Linked DNA regions of Homo sapiens: region 1 is linked to region 2. Evidence: chromatin loops called from intact Hi-C (ENCODE). Cell type or tissue: heart right ventricle. All regions are shown on one strand. Each heading gives the region's core, and the rest is flanking DNA. Links, peaks and the distances in the headings are about the cores only.

Evidence for each region. A loop is a pair of places that touch in the nucleus more often than their neighbours do. Peaks named below come from ENCODE experiments on the same cell type or tissue, not always from the same donor. Only the 100,000 strongest peaks of a DNase experiment are listed, where the experiment ranks them.
Region 1: it touches region 2 in a loop (7-fold over the local background); 15 of 110 quality-filtered maps call a loop at or near these places.

What each region holds. Positions count from the first base shown.
Region 1 is chr13:28,949,266-28,959,607 of GRCh38, forward strand. The region is part of intron 2 of MTUS2 (microtubule associated scaffold protein 2); the gene reads left to right. Among named protein-coding and RNA genes, the nearest start is that of MTUS2, 130 kb to the left of the region's middle. In heart right ventricle, for the core only: a CTCF peak has its summit at 8,987; a DNase peak (open chromatin) is centred at 6,252; H3K27ac peaks cover 5,100 bases.
Region 2 is chr13:28,812,898-28,823,086 of GRCh38, forward strand. MTUS2 (microtubule associated scaffold protein 2) reads left to right here and starts at 7,442. Exons shown (of 16, transcript NM_001033602.4): 1 at 7,442-7,714. RefSeq lists silencers at 6,907-7,256, 7,347-7,416 and an enhancer at 7,316-7,816. In heart right ventricle, for the core only: a CTCF peak has its summit at 7,042 (motif pointing right); a DNase peak (open chromatin) is centred at 7,040; H3K4me3 peaks cover 1,773 bases; H3K27ac peaks cover 761 bases; H3K27me3 peaks cover 2,106 bases.

The DNA.
Region 1 (10,342 bases), core at 1,453-9,452, 140 kb after region 2:
TTTAATGGGCAGCTAGTTTACCCTGAATGGTAGCCAGTGGCCTGCCTTGGGGCTCTGGCTTTTAGAATGCTTTTGGGTTTGCTTACTTGTTTCCAGCTTCTCTCTGTTTCCAGCACAGTTTCTTACCATTACTTCGCCTATCTTGCTATCTTTTAATTACAATATCCAATTCTCATAATGTTTTGAAAATATTTTAATTGTGGTAAAATACACCTAACATTTACCATCTTAACAATTTTTAACTGTATAGTTCAGTAGTGTTAATTAAATTCACAGTATTGTGTAACCAATATCTAGAACTCTTTTTTTCACCTTGAAAAACTGAAACTATATCCATAAACAACAACTCCCTATTTTCCTCCCAGCCCCTGGCCACCACCATTCTACTCTGTCTCTATGAATATGACTGCTCTGGTACCTTATGTAGGTAGAATCATACAATATTGATCCTTCTGTGTCTGGCTTATTTCACTTAGCATAATGCCCCCAAGGTTCATCCATGTTATAGAATGTGCCAGGATTTCCTTCCTTTTTAAGGCTGAATGATATTCCACTGTAAAGATATACCACATTTTGTTTATCTGTTGGTGAACACTTGCACTGCCTCTGCATTTTGGCTATTGTGACTAATGCTGCTGTGAACATCCATGTACAAATATTTCTTTAGGACTTTGCTTTCAATTCTTTTGAATATGTATCCAACCCAGAAGGGGAATTTCTGGATCATGCAGTAATTCTATTTTAAATTTCTTGAAGAACTGCTGTACTATTTTCCACAATGGTTGCTCTATTTTACATTCACAACAGTGCACAAGGGTTCCAATTTTTCCACATCCTTGCCCACACTTGTTATTGTCTGTTTTTTGATACTAGCCATCCTTATGGGTACCCGGTGACATTTTATGGTTTTGATTTGCAATTTCCAAATGATTAGTGCTGTTCACCATCTTCATATTCTTGTTGGCCATTTGTATATCTTCTTTGGAGAAATTTGTATTCAAGTCCTTTGCTCATTTTTAATCAGGTTATTTGTTTTTGTTTGTTGTTGAGCTGTGGAAGCTCTGAAGGGCATTCGGGTATTAATCGTTTGTCAGATATGTGATTCGCAAATGTTTTTTCCCATTCAATAGGTTACCGTTTCACTATGTTAATGACAATTTTTGATACATAGAAGTCTTTTAGTGTAGTCAGATTTACCTATTTTTACCTTTGTTGCTTGTAATTTTGGCATCTGTCCAATAAATTCTTCCAAATCCAGTGTCATGAAACTTTTCTGTTTTCTTCTAAGACTTTAGCCTTACATTTAGGTCTAATTTCGATATTGTTATGTCTCAGGGAATAGGGAAGCCCAAAGCGAGAGAGAAATATGGAAAATGACCAGTCAGTGGAGCAGTCAGAACAAACATATTTATCAATTAAGTTTGCCATCTTATATGGGCATGGTTCATGGTGCTCCCAAAACAGTATAATAGTAACATCAAAGATCTCTGATCACAGATCACTGTAACAGATATATTAATAATGAAAAAGTTTGAAATATTGTGAGAATTATCAAAATGTGACATGGAGACATGAAGTGAGCACATGTGCCATTAGAAAAATGGCACCGATAGACTTGCACGATGCAGGGTTGCCACAAAGCTTCCATTTGTAAAAAACACAAAATCTGTGAAACGCAATAAAGTGAAACTCAGTAAAACAAGGTGTACCTGTAAAAGACATCTAAATTGAGAAGGAAGTAAAATTATCTATTTGTTGATGCAATGATCTTATATCTAGGAAACCCTAAAAACTCCACTTAAAAATTGTTAGAACTAATAAATTCAGCAAAGTACCAGGATGCAAAAGAATCACAAAAAATCAGCTGCATTTCTGTACACTAATAATGAACATTTCAAAATAAGAAAATTCCATTTACAATAACACCAAAAATAATACTTAGAAATTAACCAAGGAGGCAGAAGACTTACACACTGAAAACTATTTTGATAGAGATTGCATTAAAGCTGTAGATTACTTTGGATAGTATTGACATCTTAGTAATATTAAGTTTTCCAATCCATGAACACGGAATGTCTTTTCATTTATTTGTCTTTTAAAATTTCTTTCAGCAACATTTTATAGTCTTTCACCACTGAGTATGGTGTTTGCTGTGGGCTTTTCATATGTGATCTTATTATATTGAGGCAGTTTCCTTCTCCTCCTAGTTTTGTGAGTGCATTCTCTTAATTAAAAAAAATTAAAGTCTTGAGGCTGGGTGCAGTGGCTCACACCTGTAATCCCAGCACTTTGGGAGGCCACAGTGGGTAGATTACTTGAGGCCAGGAGTTTGAGACCAGCTTGGGCAACATGGTAAAACCCCATTTCTACTAAAAATACAAAAATGTGCTGGGTGTGGTGGTGCACGCCTGTAGTCCCAGCTTCCTGGGAGGCTGAGGCACGAGAATTGCCAGAACCCAGGAGGTGGAGGTTGCAGTGAGCCAAGATCACACTACTGAACTCCAGCCTGGATGACAGAGTGAGACTCTGGCTCAAAGAAAAAAAAAAAATTTAAAGTCTTGCATTTTATCCCAAGCACGATGATTAGGAAACCAAGATGAAGCATCTGACTTGGTATGATATCTGTTAGTAGGTGATGCCAGGTGACAGAGCTTCTGGTACTGGCCAGGGCAGGGTGGCATTTGTTGAAGGGCAGGGCTGGTGATAGAGTGCCTGTGTGCAGCATGCCCGCATAACCCATCTTTGTGTGGAAGTGCACCAGTGGCAAATGCCTGGATGACCTTTGAAAAAAAATTCATGATGCATATTTTATTTCCTGTCACAATTATTACTGTTTCTCCTTTTCTAAAAAAGAAAATTTCTTTATTTGATACTTTTAGTTACGGAAGTAATATATATTTGCTTTACTAAGTGAAGCAGCTTGGTACAAAGATACGTAGGTAAAATTAGTGATGTAAAGCTCTTTCCAATCCAACACAACTCCCTGAGACAGTCAGTGTTAACAACCTCACACATAACTTTCCAAAACATTCTTGCTCCATCAAATATATGAGCTCATTTGTACATACACTGATATTCCATTTTTATTTGAACAGAATAATATTTTTACTCATTATTCTGCAATTTGCGTTTTCAGTTTAACAATGGATCATGTACATTCCTGCAAATTAGTAGATGCAGATCTAACTGCATCTCTTTTTTCCTAATATCATATGCATGGGAATCATACACATATTGGGTGTTCTTTCAGATTTTTTTCGTTTTCCCTTACTTTCTCTTCTGTCATCTTATCTCTCATCATGCTTGGTAACCCACGTGAATTACTTGGTGCATATCTTTTTATGTTTTCCTCTATCCCCAGGTAACCATATGTGAACATATAAACATAAGGGGTTGAGAATATTTATTAACTTTTATTAAATGGTATATTAAACACACTTTTCTGTATCTTAGTTTTTTCATTAAACAAAACTTCGTAGAAGCATCTCCAACTCAACTGGCCATAGCTCACATTCATTCTTTTATGGCTACATACTGTTCCATGGTATGGACCTCTTATTATTTATTCAACTGTCACCTTTTGTTTTCTTTTTTGCCATTAGGAATAGTGGTATAATAAACGTATTTGTACATTCTTTTTGTACTGGTATTTTTACTTTAAAAAGTGTTACAGTGGGATCTCATTAAAATGTACCTTTAGCAATAGCTATTGCCAGATTGCTTCTAAAATTTTTTTAACAGTTGCCATTAGCAATTTGTGAGAATGCCCCTTTCTTGACATCTCTGTTAGCAATAAGTGCTAATCTTTATGATTTTTGCATCTGGATGGAAATGTTGAGTTTGAGCAGCTTTCTATACACTTGGTCTTTTTGTTCTTGACTTTGCTGGGAATTTCCTATTCATTTTTTTTTTTTTTGCACATTTTTCTACTGAGTTGCTTTTCTATCAACTAAGAGCTCTAGGCTGGGCGCAGTGTCTCATGCCTGTAATCCCTGCACTTTGGGAGGCCGAGGTGGGTGGATCGCCTGAGGTCAGTAGTTTGAGACCAGCCCGGCCAACATGGTAAAACCCCATCTCTACTAAAAATACAAAAATTAGCCGGGCATGGTGGTGTGCACCTGTAATCCCAGCTACTTGGGAGACTGAGAATGGAGAATCTCTTGAAATCTGGACGTGGAGGTTGCAGTGAGCCGAGACCAGGCCATTGCACTCCAGCCTGGGCAACAAGAGTGAAACTCTGTCTCAAAAGCTCTATTGATATCAGCATTTTATTTAAAAATGTTTATTGCAAATATTTTTAGGCCTTTTATTTGTCTTTCAACTTTGCTTGTGATATCTTTTGCTTTTGCAAAATTTTAAAATTTCCATATAGCCAAATATGTATCTTTAGTATTATGTTTATATGTTTTGTGGGATAAGCTCTCCATGCATTCCTAGGTTGTACATATAGTCCCCTCCCTAGATTTTCTTCTTAAGAGCCTATTGGCTTATTTTTGACATCTAGCCTTTCCTTTTATGTATTTTAGTAAAATTACTTTGTGTAATTTTTACATATGGGGCAAGTAAGAGGACCAAATTAATTTTGTTCCAAATAGACAGCCAAAGGTGTCAGCACCATTTATTTGAGTCCCAAAAACATACTGAAGGGGGCGTTAAGGCTTCCCTTGTCAGATGTTAAAACATACTATAAGGGCTACTATAATAAAATCAATGTGATAGACAAATGTGTCAATGGAACAGAATGGAGACTCCAGAAATAGATCTCAGTATAAGTAAAAGTTTAAAATATGACAATGCGGTATTTAAATTCTGTTGTTAAAAGAGTAGTATATTTAAAATATATCTACTTTTTAAAAATTTCAGGGGAAAAAAGAATTTGCAGAGTGTGTTCATTTTTATCAACAATGCAGATAAATATTCATGGCATTTGCGAATAAATTCCACAGAAAAATGCAGAATCTTTGCTGAAGAATTTCTCAGTGGCGGCTCATTTTGGTGTATTTCAGTGACTGTGACAATGACAGTCAAGTCATTTGCTGACCTCACACCATAAGTGCTGACAAGTCTGAGGGAATATCCCAGTGGGTCACTTCTTAATTTCAAGGCACTACAGATGACACAGATGGTACAAGATTAATTACCTAAAAACAAAAGAAAATTGTGACCTTCCATTAGTTTCTTCTCTCATTAGTCCATGCACACGGGGCATTTCCTAACCGAATGCAGCTGGGCAGAATTAGGAGGGAGGGTGTGTTCCTTTATTCAGGAATGTATTCATAGTGGCCCATATGGGGAGTGGGTGTGGGCAGTGCTAAGAGATTCTGAGGAGGAAGGTGGTGGTGTGGGAGCATCATTGAAGTGGAGCCGTGAAGCAGAGGTAGGATTTTAACAGGTGGAATGGAAAAGGTGGCCTTCCAAGAACGTGTGTGACATAAGCACACACGCATGTGCAATAGTTTGGTGAAGTGGATATGTGAGGAGAGAGGGGAATGATCAGGTTAGGAGTGATCAGCCCTACATGATCAGAGGTGGGGCCTCCAGCATGGGAGACTTACGTATAGGGCTGAGTTTGTTTTGGAAAGGTCACTTCGAGGGGTGGTTGGAGTAGAGTCCATTCAGAAGTCTCTTCATAACCATGACCTTATTTGGCCTGTGCTCTGTTGACTGCCCCCAGACAGTTACCATTTACTGAGCAATTCCAGATGCCAAGGTTCATTAGGCACTTCCCATGCAAGAACACTGTGGAGTCAGCAATCGATCCTGGTCTTACAGGTAAGAAAACTGAGTAACGAGACCAGTTTTCACTGGGTTATGTTTATTGGCAGAGCTGCTATTCAGAGTCTGGTCTGATAGGATCCAAAGACTTTGCCCTTTCTAACCTATGACACTGTCTTTTACCCACATGTTACATCTGCGCCCCTGCCACCTGCCCACAGTAATACCAGCCTGACATTGCACGATTTCTGTGAAGTTTTGCGTAATGCAGCTTGCATTATGGTTAATGCACCCCATGCATAATTGAACTGACTTTAAAGAATAAAATATAAATACAAACTAAAAGCAGATTTATAAGTATCTAGAGGCAGCTTTTGTGTGGTACAGCATTTAAGGAAAGCCTTTATCTTGTTGTCAGCATATTGCCACATTAGCCAGAGCCAGCCAGATGGGAATGTGGTGGCCCACTTAGGTCCTCTTTAATTGCTCACTATAAATAGCTTAATGATGCCGCCATAAAAGGTCTCTGATGTAAGTGAGGGGCTCAGTGTGACCCATATATGTGATGGTTTTCTAGGTGTCTGTGTCTGGGAAAATGGATGGCCGTGTCTGAGATGGTTTTCACTGCTGAAATGAAAGCTTCATTTGTAAGCCAATCCTTTCTTACTCCCCCTCCCTTCAGATGCCATTGTCTCCCTCATTCCTTTCTGCTGTCATCTATGGGGAGGTTGAGGTTGACACTTTATCACTCTCACATGCCAGATAGAATTCCAGCACCCACTTGACCTGGCACCAGGGAGAAGTGCCTGCCTGAGCCAGTCCTGATCTAAGAGGGGCCACTGCAGGCCTTCATGGCATGCCCCTTTCTGCTTGGACCATCATGGGAACTTTAGACACCTTGCTTTGCTCCAGACATGGATGAATTTTCTTTTTTTAAAAATTTCCAGAAGTTATTGGGACACAGGTGGTATTTGGTTATGTGAGTGAGTTCTTTAGTGGTGATTTGTGAGATTTTGGTGCACCCGTTACCCCAGCAGTATCCACAGCACCATATTTGTAGTCTTCTGTCTCTTGCCCCCCCCCATCCTTTCCCCCAAGTCCCCAAAGTCCATTCTGTCATTCTTATGCCTTTGCGTCCTCATAGCTTAGCTCCCACATACCAGTGAGAACATACAATGTTTGGTTTTCCATTCCTGAGTTACTTCACTTAGAATAATAGTCTCTAATCTCATAGACATGGATGAATTTTCTTGATTCAGTCACAAGATCATTTCCGCCATGGTTGTCACTAGCTTTTTTCAGTCCCCACCCTCACCCTCACTCCTATCCCCAGCACCGGGTAGGAGTCTCCCTTAAGGTTCTCGCCTGCCACAGGTTGTAGATGGTGCCACATCAGTTCAATAGGGCGGCAGCAACCCAGTGCTCCTTCTGGTCTACCTGCTCCACCCCCACTGGAGGTTGGCTTCCCACCTTTGTATGAAACATCCCAGTAAAACTTGGTTGGCTTCCCCACCAAAGCCTCTTTTTTCAAAAAGGATAGAATCCTGTAGAATTGGAGATATGAGAGGTCAGGAGGGTTGCACTGAAAGCAGAGGGGGCTACTGGGTAAAGACCATACATAATAAAGACCCAAACTTCAGGGGAGTGTGTATAGCTGGAAGAAACAAAAACACCAATGAAACAAACACTGTAACTTGGAGGATTAAAGGGAGATAGAGGGAGTGAGGGAGCAGTGGGAGGCAGTCCTGGGGAGGTTGTATGGATAAGCTGGTGGGAAGGAAGTGTGGCGGGGACAGAGGGAAGAAGGCTGCCCTAGAGATGGGTGAGCTGGCGGAAAGGAAGTGTGGCGGGGACAGAGGGAAGAAGGCTGCCCTAGAGATGGGTGAGCTGGTGGAAAGAAAGTGTGATGGCGACAGAGGGAAGAAGGCTGCCCTCGAGATGGGCGATCTGGTGGGAAGGAAGTGTTGGGGGACAGAGGGAAGAAGGCTGCCCTAGAGATAGGTGAGCTGGCGGGAAGGAAGTGTGGCAGGGACAGAAGGAAGAAGGCTGCCCTAGAGAAAGAGCAATGCTTTCATAGTCTGGAGCTTGCACCTGCCTTTCCACATGTGCTAAAAGATGTATCACAGTGTACAAAGAGCTCTGGACGTGGAGATAATGGTTGGATTCTCACTGGAATAGAAACAACTTGGTACTTTGGCCCATTAGCATGGGTGCTAATCAGTTGGTGTTAGTGTCTGGTATCCTTTCCCTTTATGAAGAGGTGATCTTTTCCTTACACATAAAAAAATTAATACCAGTGATGACATTTGCCATTCATTCAATACCCATGTTTCCTTTGCACCATGGTTCTTCTCTCCAAAGTTTATCATAAGTCAGTAAAGCGGGGGATACTTTCCTTATTCTATTACATTTTGGTCTTCTGTATCCCTTGGTTCCACATTAATGGATTCATCCAACTGTGGATTGAAAATATTCAGAAAAAAGGAGGATTGCATCTATATTGAACATGCACAGACTTTTTTTCTTGTCACTCTTTCTTAAATAATACAGAATAACAACTATTTATCTAGCATTTACATTGTGTTGGGTATTACTAGTAATCTAGAGAGGATTTAAAGTATACAGGAAGATGTGCTCAGGTTAGATGCAAATACTATGGCATTTTATGTCAGACACTTGAGCACCCACAGATTTTTGTATCTGGAGGGGGGGGTCCTGGGACCAATGCCCTGTGGATACTGGGAGATGGCTGTATTCAGGTAACTTGCCAAGGCCACAGAGGTGAATTTAGAACTCTCTGATTCTAAACTCACACTCTTTCTTGGGAACCACGTCTTTTCTCTCAGAAGCACAGATGTGCATGAACCCTGCAATATGATGCCAGGAATTGGTTCTATTTGCTATGGAATTCAGGAATGTAGCATTCTATGTTTTGTGATAGGCATGGGATAGGAGACATGTGACAAAACTGTAAGGTGGACCTTTAATGAATTACTAGCCTAGACACCTTGAAAAACCACATGCCTGGGGCATGGTCTCCGAGCACAGCCATTTTTTTCTGAAATGAACAGGTGCTGCAACCCGTTGTGCTGGAATTGTCAGCGTTGGCTGTGCTCTAACAGTAATAAAGTAAGAAAAAATGTCCAAGTGCTTATTAGGCATCTGAATTTAACTTGTGCCTCCTGCTTAATTAGCATAGTAGTTTGGAATCCTCAGCTCCCAGCCTATCTGTGATCTCCGGCTGCCCCGGATAGTGGGTTTGTAGAGCCACCAGGCGGAGGGCGTTTTCCCAGCTGTCTGTACTTGGCGTGGGCTGCCTGTTTTCCCGCAAGCCTACTGCTTGCTTGATTTATCTTTATTAACGTAAAATGAATCTATAAGTACGGTGGCACTGCATGCTATTTAAGATCATTTATATCCAACTTCAGCTAACTGAAGATGGTGAGGAAAATATAAGTAAGCCTAAAGGATGTTGGAGCAGCCTAAATTGATGTTGGGAAATTTGTATATGAAGTGAAGAGTCTGTTATTCTTAGTCTGTTTACTATTGTTTAAAAATATCTCCAAAAGATTTGACTGTCTGGTGTCTCAGGCTGCACGCTGGTAAAAGTAGCAGATTAAAAGGTGTGGAAATTCTCTGGAGGCAGCCACATTGACAAGAGCTAGAAGTAGAAAATGGAACAGGCAATTACAGGAACTTCCAAAATTGGGTCAACAGGTCCCATTTAACATGACAGCAAATGGAAGAGTGCGCATCACATAGCAAACTCCAAGTGAATCTTTTGGAATAAAGAAAGCTGTAGCTGTGGATGTTTGCATCGTTGAGCTTGTCAGCAAGGTTAAATTCATTTCAGTGGCCTGTGTTTCAGAAGGATAAGGCAATGCATAATTCACTTTAAAGCTATGTGTATATTTAATATTTAACAAATTTTTAAAAAATTAGTATTTAAAAAAACAAGCTGGACTTATGCTTCTGGGAAGAGGGTAGGCTTCTGAGAATATAAGTGAATACTCCTAGGCAGACCAGCTAGAGACCTCAGGACTTGAGGAGGAACACAGTGGTGGGGGTCCCTGGGCTTGCTTCTTGCCTCATCTGTCTCAGAGTGGGAGCAGAAGCAGCTGGTAACCCAGAAGAGCCCATGGATACAGAGGAAAAAGCCCCAACAACAGCCGGCTTTCTCTAGCCAGAAGACCAGGAAAGGAGCAGTTCAGTAAGACAGGAAACTTCTCTGATCACCTCTCGACTCCAGCTGAACACCACGGAAAAAGTGTGCCGCCACTTCCACCTGTGCCGGTGAATGTCACATGGAGAGCCTAGGCTCCCCATCTTCTGAGATTGTAATGACCCACTGCAGTGGTGTCAGAGAAGGCCCAGTGGAGAGGCAGGACTTCATCACCCCACTAGCAATGAGGTCGCATACCCCTTCCATGGTTCAGTGGAAGCCATATGGGGAGCCTGGACTTCTAGCCCTGTGTTAGTCTGTTTGCATGGCTATAAACTGGGTAATTTATAAAGAAAGAGGTTTGTATGGCTCATGGTCTGCAGGCTGTACACAAAGTATTAGTGTCAGCATCTGCTTTTGGTGAGGGCCTCAGGAAGCTTCCACTCATGGCAGAAGATGAAGGGG
Region 2 (10,189 bases), core at 2,190-10,189:
TTTCCAGTTACTACATGTTACAAGTTTAAATATAACTACTGGGAGAAAAAAATATAGTGTATAATTTTTAAAACAGAGAATAAAAAACAATGGAAAGTTTCCCTTAGTCAATCCAAGGAAGGTAGAAAAGAAGAAAAGATGCATTGAAAAGCAGGACCAATAGAAAGCACAAAATTGTATGGCAGAAATAGGTTCTATTATATAAGTCGTTGAAATGTTTTAAATGGGGCAGATCCACAGGTTAAAAGATAAATGTCGTCAGACTGAATAAAAATAACCAGATATTGCAAGCTTACAAGGAACATACCTAAGAAAGCACAGAAAGGTAAAATGATGGAAAAAGATATATGCCTCTTATTTACCAAAAGGAAGCTTCTGTAGAAATGCTTACAGGAGAAGAAAATATATTTTAAGGTAAACAGTTTTAAGGAAAGAGTCACTTCATAATTATAAAATATATTTTACCAAGAATATATAGCATTTCAAAACTTATTTGCCTCTAGTAACGTAGCTTCAATACATATACAAAGCAGCAGCTCACAGGATTGCAAAGAGAAATTAACAAATTCAGCATCACAGTGGGGGATTGTAATACTCTCAGTAATTGATAGCTCATGAAGACAAACTCAGAAAAGATAGACTACTTGGATGAAAAAAATTAAAAAGCTCAATCTAAAAAGTCCAATGTAGAGCCCTACACCTAAATTAGAAGATACACATTCTTCTCAAGAATGTGCAGTATTTTTGAGTAGGCCGCAAAGCAAGTGTATATCTATTTCAAAGAATTTGTATCAAAAAGACCATGTTTTCTGGCCACAATTAAATTAAATTAAAAATAGCAAAAAGATATCTAAAAAAGCCTCATGCATTTAGAAATTAACACACTTCTAAAATAATTCATGGGTCAAAGAAGAAATCACAACGGAAATTAAGAACTTTATAATTTAATGATATTGAAAGTACTGTAGCTAAAAATGTGTGGGAAATATATATGTGCAAAAAAAGACAGGAAATATATATGTGCAAAAAAAGATTGAAGAATCATGAGCTAAGTTTTCAATTTGGAAGTGAGAAAAAGAATAGAATAAGCCCAAAGAACATAGAATAAAGGAAAAAATAATAATCAGAACAGAAATTAGTAAACTTGTAAAGAAAATACAGTAGGGTCAACAAAGTCAAAAGCTGGTTCTTTAAAAAGACAAAAAGGAGACAAACTTCAGGCTTAATGAATTAAGAAAACAAATATTAAGAAAAAAGTCACATCTAAACAATATTAGAAAAAAATGGCTGTAACTATAGAAGTAGCAGGTATTTAAAACGAGTAAGAAAATACTATGAAGAGAGCACTGCAATGACGATATATATATATAAACAACTCCATGCTAGTTGTGAAGGATACAGAACTGTCCCTTAAAGGAAGGACTCGCCTCAGCTCTTGGCAATGCTGTGAGCAGATTGTCTTGGGCCGTCTACTCCTTGTGTTTGCCTCACCTGCAGAGAGCCCCCTCGCCCAAGAATACACCTTCCCTGGAAAGTCCATAGCCAATGGTGGATCTGGTAGGGACATAGAGACCTTAACCATTCAGCCCACCCTGGGACAATTCTGAATGAGTCCTACATGTAGCAGTGTGCATGTAAATGTTTAATAACGGGCTCCTTTAAGGAAAACATCCTGATTTGCAGTGTTTGCTAATTTCTGTGGTGAAAATACATCCTCCATAGATGGTTTCAAGCTACCAAAGTAGTATCACTAAATGTGAAGTTGGGAATAGATGCAAAATAGTACACTACTACATAGTATTTCCATCATACAGCTATGCCAGTGGTAAATAAACTCAACACTGGCCAGGGGGAGGTGGCTTACACCTGTAATCCCAGTACTTTGGGAGGCACAGGTGGGAGGATCGCTTGAGATCAGGAGTTCGGGAGCAGACTGAGCAATATAGCAAGACCCGGTCTCAATTAAAAAAAGAAAAACAAAAAAACCTCAACAGTGTACTTTACTGCTCATGTAGTAATTAGGGAAGGATGAGTTTTGAGTATTCACTTTGTTTTCAATAAATAAATGTAATTGTAGGTTTATATAATTTAATCTTTAATAATGGCTGTTTTAACAACCAATTCACAAAAATTTAACAAGTGATGCTCAGGAGCTGGTAGGAGCAGGCTCAGCACACCACTCTGTATGTGCTCCAGGACTTCTTGTGGTTAGGACAGCGGCTTTGTTGGACTTGAATCATGGTTCAAACTCTCCCTCTGTCCAATCCTGGCTCCCATCCCTTCCCAGAGGCCCTGACCCCTAATACCTACCTTGCTCTCTGGTACATCAGTTGGCTACCCAAGTGTTATTCATGACTTGCAAACGCCACTCTATTCTTTCTTCCTCAGGCTTTTCCCACTGGCATTTCATCATTTTGGAATTTCACAAGGCAGATGCCTCTGTTCTACCCACATGCTCCTCAGTCTAGTAAGGCCCTGGGAAAAGGCTCCAGCAGACACCTGTGCTGCCCTGCACATCTCCTTGGCTCCCTCTCAGCCATAGTTCTGATGGGTGCTCCCTGTGAGTTGACAATGTCTTATCTCAAGGATGCGGCTATGGGTCACTCTGATTCTCTGCCTAGAGCCTTTTCTAAAGCACTAGGCGCCTTTGGGAGTTAAAGCTCCACAGGCAATTCCAATCAATGGAGAACAGGAGCCCAGAGGGTAAATGCTCGGCCCTGTGTCTTTGAAATGACCATTGTAAGCTCCTCAGAGATCCAAGTGGTATTATGTCCTTGTGTGCCTGTTACATATAACAGTGGCCTTGAGAATATACTTTTAAGTTGCCTTTCATACTTCTCTGTCTTAACATCTCAATTTCATCATTCCTGCTTCCTGAGATCACCTTCAAAAATAAACTATCTAGCTGGGCGTGGTGGCTCACACCCGTAATCCCAGCAGGATTGAGAGGCTGAGGTGTGTGGATCACGAGGTGAGGAGTTCGAGACCATTCTGGCCAACGTGGTGAAACCCCATCTCTACTAAAAATACAAATATTAGCCGGGCACGGCGGCGGGCGCCTATAATCCCAGCTACTCAGGAGGCTGAGGAAGGAGAATAACTTGAAGCCGGGAGGTGGAGTTTGCAGTGAGCCGATATTGCACCACTGCACTTCAGTCTGGGCAACAGAGCAAGACTCTGCCTCAAAAAACAAACAAACAAACAAAAAACAATAACAATTAACTATCTGTATCCAAGTCATTCTACCAGTCTCTGCTTTGGGAAGGAATCTACACTACGATACTTGATACACTATGATACTTGCTGATCATATATATATATATATATATATATATATATATATATATATTTAATTCAAGAGAACATTCTACTCTTCCTTTCACAGCTTTTTTTTTTTTTAATTTAATTTGGCTGGGCGCGGTGGTTCATGCCTGTAATCCCAGTACTTTGGGAGGCTGAGGCGGGCGGATCACTTGGGGTCAGGAGTTCGAGAACAGCCTTGCCAACATGGTGAAAACCCATCTTAACTAAAAATACAAAAATTAGCCTGGATATGGTGGCATGCACCTGTAATCCCAGCTACTCGGGAGGCGGAGGCAGGATAATAACTTGAACCTGGAGGTGGAGGTTGTGGCGAGCTGAGATTGTGCCACTGCACTCCAGCCTGGGTGACAGAGTGAAACACCATCTCAAAAAAAATTAATTTTATTTTAGATTCAGGGGGTACATGTGCCTGTTTGTTACATGAGCATACTGGAGATTGGGCTTCTAGTGTACCCATTACCCAAACAGTGAACACTGTACCCCATAGGTAATTTTTCAGCTCTCGCCCCCTGCCCACCCTCCCCTCTTTTGGTGACCCAGTGTCTATTATTTCCATCTTTATGTCCATGTGTACTCATTGTTTAGCTCCCACTTATAAGTGAGAATGTGTGGTACTTGGTTTTCTGTTTCTGAATTACTTCACTTAGGATAATGGCCTCCAGCTCCAGCCCATGTCACTGCAAGAGACATGATTTCATTCTTTTTGATGGCTGCATAATATTCCATGATGCATTAATATATGGACCACATCTTCTTTATCCAGTCAACTGTTCATTGACATTCAGGTTGGCTCCATGATTTTGCCATTGTTCTTTTCACAGTTTCTAAATACAGCATAACCAACTGTTAAAATAAGACTTATCTTGGAATGCTGCCAGGTGGGCCAATAGATAACTATGACAGTTTGGGACCTCTGAAAAGCAGATGTCAAGATAGGATTAGATGTGCCAAAATATTTTAAAGAAAACACCTGTGCAGGATAGTGCAGGAGGGAGAAGGAGCCTGGCATGCAGGTGAGGAGTGCCTTCTGACTGCAATACAGGTCTGACACTTGTGAATGGAGAGAGGGAAGGGAAGAAGATTGGGTAGGAAGAGCTCCAGACTGCAGCACATTCTGAGAAAGCCCTGGTAGGGTGGTAGGAATTCCAGAGCAAAGACTGCCCACTAGAGGCAGAAAGGGCATAGCTCTAGCGCTCTCACCATGTTCCGTTGTGAGCTGGAAACAGCTGGGGAATGTGTGACCTTGGTATGAGCTCTGTGGTGGATCCAAATGTGTGACAGCTGAAGGCTGTCAGTTGCTCAAGCTTCCAAGATCTCAGGGGATCACCTCCCTCCATGCCACCACACAGATAGGTATCCCCACACATAAATCCATATAAATGGAGGTATTGGACCATCTTTGTAGGATTTGCTAAGTTGGGGTTCTGCCACCTTCAGACCAAATTGAAGGAAAGGAGAGAGCAATCAAGGGAGAAGATGAGAACGACACGGTGCTGACAGGGAGAAGGAGGACCCACCCACTTCATGCAAAGAAAGGCATGCTTCCAAAGAACTACTTGGAGAGCCTGGCATGTGTCACCTGGAGTGTGGGGACATGCATGAACCCAGAGATGGCTGAGAAGCTTCAAGGAAAGAGGCCGGTCAGAGTTACCTGTGACCAGAGAAGAAGAAAAGAGAACTGCAGTGACAGTGGCCTGCACTTCTATAGCGTGATGGGCCAAATGCCAGTTGGTGTCCGTGGGTCAGCACGCACGTGGTGGAAGGTAGCTGGGACTGACTGCCAGGGCATGGTGCCTTGCAGAGGGCCTGAATGAGGCTGACCACCAGTGAAGCTGAGGCTGAAGTTGCAGGGTCAGAACCCCACCCTGCCCAACTTGAGAAACCAGTGTTTTTTTTTTTTTTGAAACGGATCTCGCTCTGTCGCCAGGCTGGAGTGCAGTGGAGCGATCTCCGTGAACTGCAACCTCCACCTCCCGGGTTCAAGCGATTCTCCTGCCTCAGCCTCCGAGTAGAGGAGCCTAGAGGCATGTGGCACCATGTCCAGCTAAACTTTTTGTATTTTTCATAGAGACGGGGTTTCACCACGTTGGCCAGGATGGTCTCGATCTCTTGACCTCGTGATTCATCCACCTCGGCCTCCCAAAGTGCTGAGATTATAGGCGTGAGCCACCGCATCCGGCTTCTTTTTTTGACAGAGGCTTGCTCTGTCGCCCAGTTGGAGTGCAGTGGCATGATCTCGGCTCATTGCAACTTCCACCTCCCAGGTTCAAGCAATTCTCCTGAGGAGATGGAATTGCAGGTGCACGCCACCACACCCAGCTAATTTTTGTATTTTTAGTAGAGACAGGGTTTCACCATGTTGGCCAGGCTGGTCTCGAACTCCTGACCTCAAGTAATCCACCGGCCTCAGCCTCCCAAAGTGCTGGGATTACAAGCGTGAGCCTCCGTGCCCGGCGGTGGAACCCGTCTTCACAGAGCTAGCTGGGGAGAACACAGAAGCAGGAAGCGAAGGTCGTTTTCCTCCTCCTTGCAGGCTTCTGAGCTTGGGTCAGGTTGGGGTCTGGTGGGTGGTGGGAGGCTAGTGGGGAAGGCTTGAATGGATTGCGATTAAAGTTTTGATTTGGATTGGGCTGGACTTTTTATTATCAGCAAATCTGACTGTTTATGAACACCTGAAAGTGACAGGAAAAGCTATGAAATTTGCCCCAGATTCTTCCAGGGGAGAAGGGAGAGCTTCTGGAATAATTTTTAAAGACAGTGGTCTGAAAAAAAAAAGTGCCATTTCATGATTTCCCTTCACCAAGTAGTCCAGTTGGTTAAAAAAAAAAATTAACTGTCATAAAGTATTGGTTAACACAGTGGTTTGGAAAGACATCCCCTAAAAACAAAAAACGCCAACCTAAATAGTGCAAAGACCAGCAACATCGTTTCATCTTTATAATGGTAAATGTTTATTCCATTGCTGTTTGAATCAGTCTGCAGAAGTCCTCTGGTTTCGCTTGCCTTTTCAAACCTCCAGGTGCACCGCGTGAGGGAGTCTGAGCATTTCAGGTAGGACTGGAAAAAGGTCTTTGAGAAATCATTAATTAATCTATTTACCTTACCATAAGAGCAGTCAAGGCTCGCTGGAACCCCTCGGACAGTGGGGAGGCACATTTGGTGCTCATTAAACATAGAAATAAGCTTGCTTCTAGAAAGAAACGCCTGCCTTTTGCGCAAATCTTTTCAGAGACTGGCTTTGGGCTCCTATGAATCAGGCACCCTAGCGTCCTCCAAAGTTCTTCCCGATGCTGAACCCCAATGCCTCCTGCTGCGCCTAATTCGAAGCGGCTCCCTCTTCTGTTCTGAGCGGAAAACAGCGGAACCCATTCCTGGAGGCCTGCCCTGGAACGGCCAACTCATTCTTACTCCTTTCTCCTGGGGTCCGATGCTAGGGCACCACGGTGACCAGCCGCGCAGCGGGCAGCGGCCCGCGCCGCGCCCACCGCCTGCGGAGGCTGGGTCTGGGTCTGGGTCTGGGGCTGGAGCTGGGGCTGGGGCTGAGGCGGGAGCTGGGGCGGGGGCGGGGGCTGGGGCTGGGGCTGGGGCTGGGGCTGGGGCTGGGGCTGGGGCGGGCAGGCGCGCGCGCAGGAGCGGGCGCAGGGGCCGTCGGCAGAGGGCGCTACGGCTCCCGGCTGCGGAGCTGCGACGCGGGGCGCGGGGCGCGGAGCGCGGGCCGGGAGGAGGCGCCTGGGTCTCGGCGAGTGCGTCTCCGGGCGGCCGGGAGGGGGTGCGCGCATCAGCTGCCCCGCGCCGCCTACCGCTCGGGCCCGCTCGCCGCCCGGCCACTGTCACCGCGGACGGCACCTCGCGGGCGAGGCGCGCCGGCTGCGTGGCGCGCTGCGAAGGTTGGGCTGGGCGGCCGCCGGCCCCGCGGCTTCTCTTTGTCCAGGCGAGGCGGCTGGAGGAGCAGCCGCGGCCGCGGCGGAGCCGGGAGCGCCTGGGCGTCGTGCGGGCGGCTCCGGTCCCCGGCTGCGCCCCGGCCCTCGAGCGGGGGCGGCGGCCTGGGCGGTGCCTGCGCCGAGGTGAGTGCGGGGGCGCGGAGCGGAGCGCAGCCGCGGCGCGGGCGTGGGCGGGCAGAGGTGATAGCGAGCGCCGGCGGCTCCAGGTGCGGGGGCGCCCCTCGCGCTCCACCTGCGCCGCCGCCGCCGGCTCTCAGGGCAAGTTTATCTCCCCCCTTCTGCGGAAACCCTTGACCGCTTAGCGGAGTACAGACCTGTCGGTAAATAGAAAACTCGAGCTGGAGAGGAGGAGGAAGCAGCGTGGCGGAACCCGGCCCGAGATGAGCGTCTCCGTGAGGGCAGTGGTGGCCTCTTGGACATTACATCTTTCTTGGCTCTTTTTGACCCAGGTGAGCGAATCCTCTGCTGCGCGGTCCGGTGGGGTCGGCTGGCTCTGCTGCCGCCCTCTGGACCCGCCGGAGACAGGTGAGCGGAGTTGGGGAGCGCGCAGCCGGGCTCGGGGCAGCGCCGGGCTGGTTCGGCTTCTCGTCTCCAGAGCGCTGATGCTTCCTGCCCACATCACCTGCTCTGGCTTAGGGACTGCAGCTCTTTTGGCACCTTCGCTTGCTGCCAGGTTCAACACCCACTGCTTTAGAGGCGTTGGTAGGTTAGTTAAGGCGAGTTCTCCCCTACCCACCCCCAGCTTTGGATAATTTGGTCTGAGTCTTCGTCTTAATTTAGTATGAGTGTGTTATTTCCTTCAAGCTTTATAATGGTAAAGCAGTGAAGCGGCTTGCTACATCCATTTTTTTTTTTCATTCTGTGCCTGTGCACAGAAGGAATTACAGGCACACAAGTGATGTTACTACCATTCTATTTTAAATACAAACACGGAAAGAAGTACTCTTGGCAGGATACCAAAGGCGCCTGTACTCTCTGTTATATAAATGCTTAAAAAAATTTGCTCATTGGTAAAGTTATGTGTGATTACCAGAGCACCTAAGAAGAGAGTGTCATGCTTTTAGTTTACTTGGAGATAAGCAGTGGTCTTAGCTTGAGGTACCCTTTTAAGATAATATAGGACCCTATATTAAAAAAGTCATTAGGTATAATTGTAAAGCATTAAAAAATTGGTTTTGTAAAGTCTATTAGGAATTGGTGAGAATTCTTTGACTACTTATTGATAAAAAGATCCTACATGTATACTTTCTAGTTTTCAAACTATTGAATGATTTTATTTTTATCTCTGATGGAAACTTAGTAATTGTGAGTTGCCAGTTATTAAAGATGTGTCTCTCTTTCCCTTCCCTTTCCCCAGGCCCCAAAACCAGTACTCACATTTATGGCTATTTTTTTCAGGTAAAAATACAAAAGTAGAAAACATCAGATATACTGATGGCTGGGAACAGCCCTTGTCCCTCCTCCACCCAGTATTCTGTTCTAATTGGTCTGGGCTGATACCTTGATACCTGTAATGTTAAAAAGCTTTCCTGGTGATTCTAACGTGTAGCCAGGGGTGAGACCCATTGTGGAGCATTGTATTGTCACTTTCTGTAGCCTATGGTGTTGCTACAGTGGTTTAAGGTAAGTCAAAAATACGTTGTTAGAAACATGGGAAGAAAAAAATGGTATTGGAAAGGGGACACATCAGAGAATTACAGCATGTAGACTTTTGTGTTTTGTCTAAATGCTCTTTCTTGATTTTCCTGCGAAGAGTAGTTGATGTTTATTAGGGACCCATAATTCCATGTAGAATACTTACGGGAATCTTAAGTGATATATTTCATTTGCAGAAGTACCAATGAAAGTTGAGTAGTAGTGGCAGGATATTCATTTATGTTTACACGGTAAAGTAAGTCATAGGAAAGATTATTTTCCATATCAAATTAAAAACTTTTACTATAAACTAGTAAATTAAGTGCAAAAAGTTTTTATTGTTTTTAAGGTCAGAAAGAAACCTGGCCTCTGAGTCAGTGTTTTCTGTCTCCCTTATGTAATCCCAAATATCCAAATCTAGGAGCAGATCTTATGGATGGTTTATGAAGGCTTATGTAAGAGCTATGACTGTGCTTTTGGTACTCCATTAAACTCCCTGTTTGGGCTATTACATAATTGACACGGAACTAGACTGTTAAAGCCAAAATCCAGGAGGATGCCGAAACCCACTCCGGCATACGCACTTTTATAATGAATTGCTGTTGCCAAATTGGAGGGAACAGCAGGGATGGTGGTTTGTGAAAGAGAGGTAAGAATAGCATCTGGGGGATTGATGTAATAGAAGACTGTTATGCTTAGCGATTTTCTAGAGATTTGAATGCTGTGGCAGAAACCTCTCTAGTCCTTTCTATCTCCAGCAGAGGCAGATCGACTGGGGAGCTAATGAACCTAAGCCTCAGGTCCCTCCGTCACAGAGGCTTCTTTGGAGCCCTCTGGGAGGGGCACTGGCAGTGTGTTCATGTGGTCATCCCTGAGTTTGTATTTGTACTTTTGGATTTTTTTTTTAAATAAGGAGAGTACTCTTTCTATATTCCCACCCCCCAATTATATAAACCCAAGGTTCCACAGACCCTGAATCTATCCCTGTCTTCAAACCTGTGTTCAAGTATTAACTTATAAAATTGCCTATTCTTAGTTTAATTTTTGTCATCTGAAAAGATGAAAAAAATCTGTACAATATCATAGTTGACTTGCTGAGAAAATGCAAACTGCTATAACCTAGGGCTGTATAGAGCCACTGAAATCAGGCACATACCTGGAGAACTAGCTCTTTGCCTCGTGATCGCACACACATGGGATTGTTTTGGATCAGTGTGTGAGCTGGAGGTGGAGAAGAGTGGAAACGGGTTGGGGAAGGGAGGAAAGTGGGTTAAAGCTCTTCCTCCTCT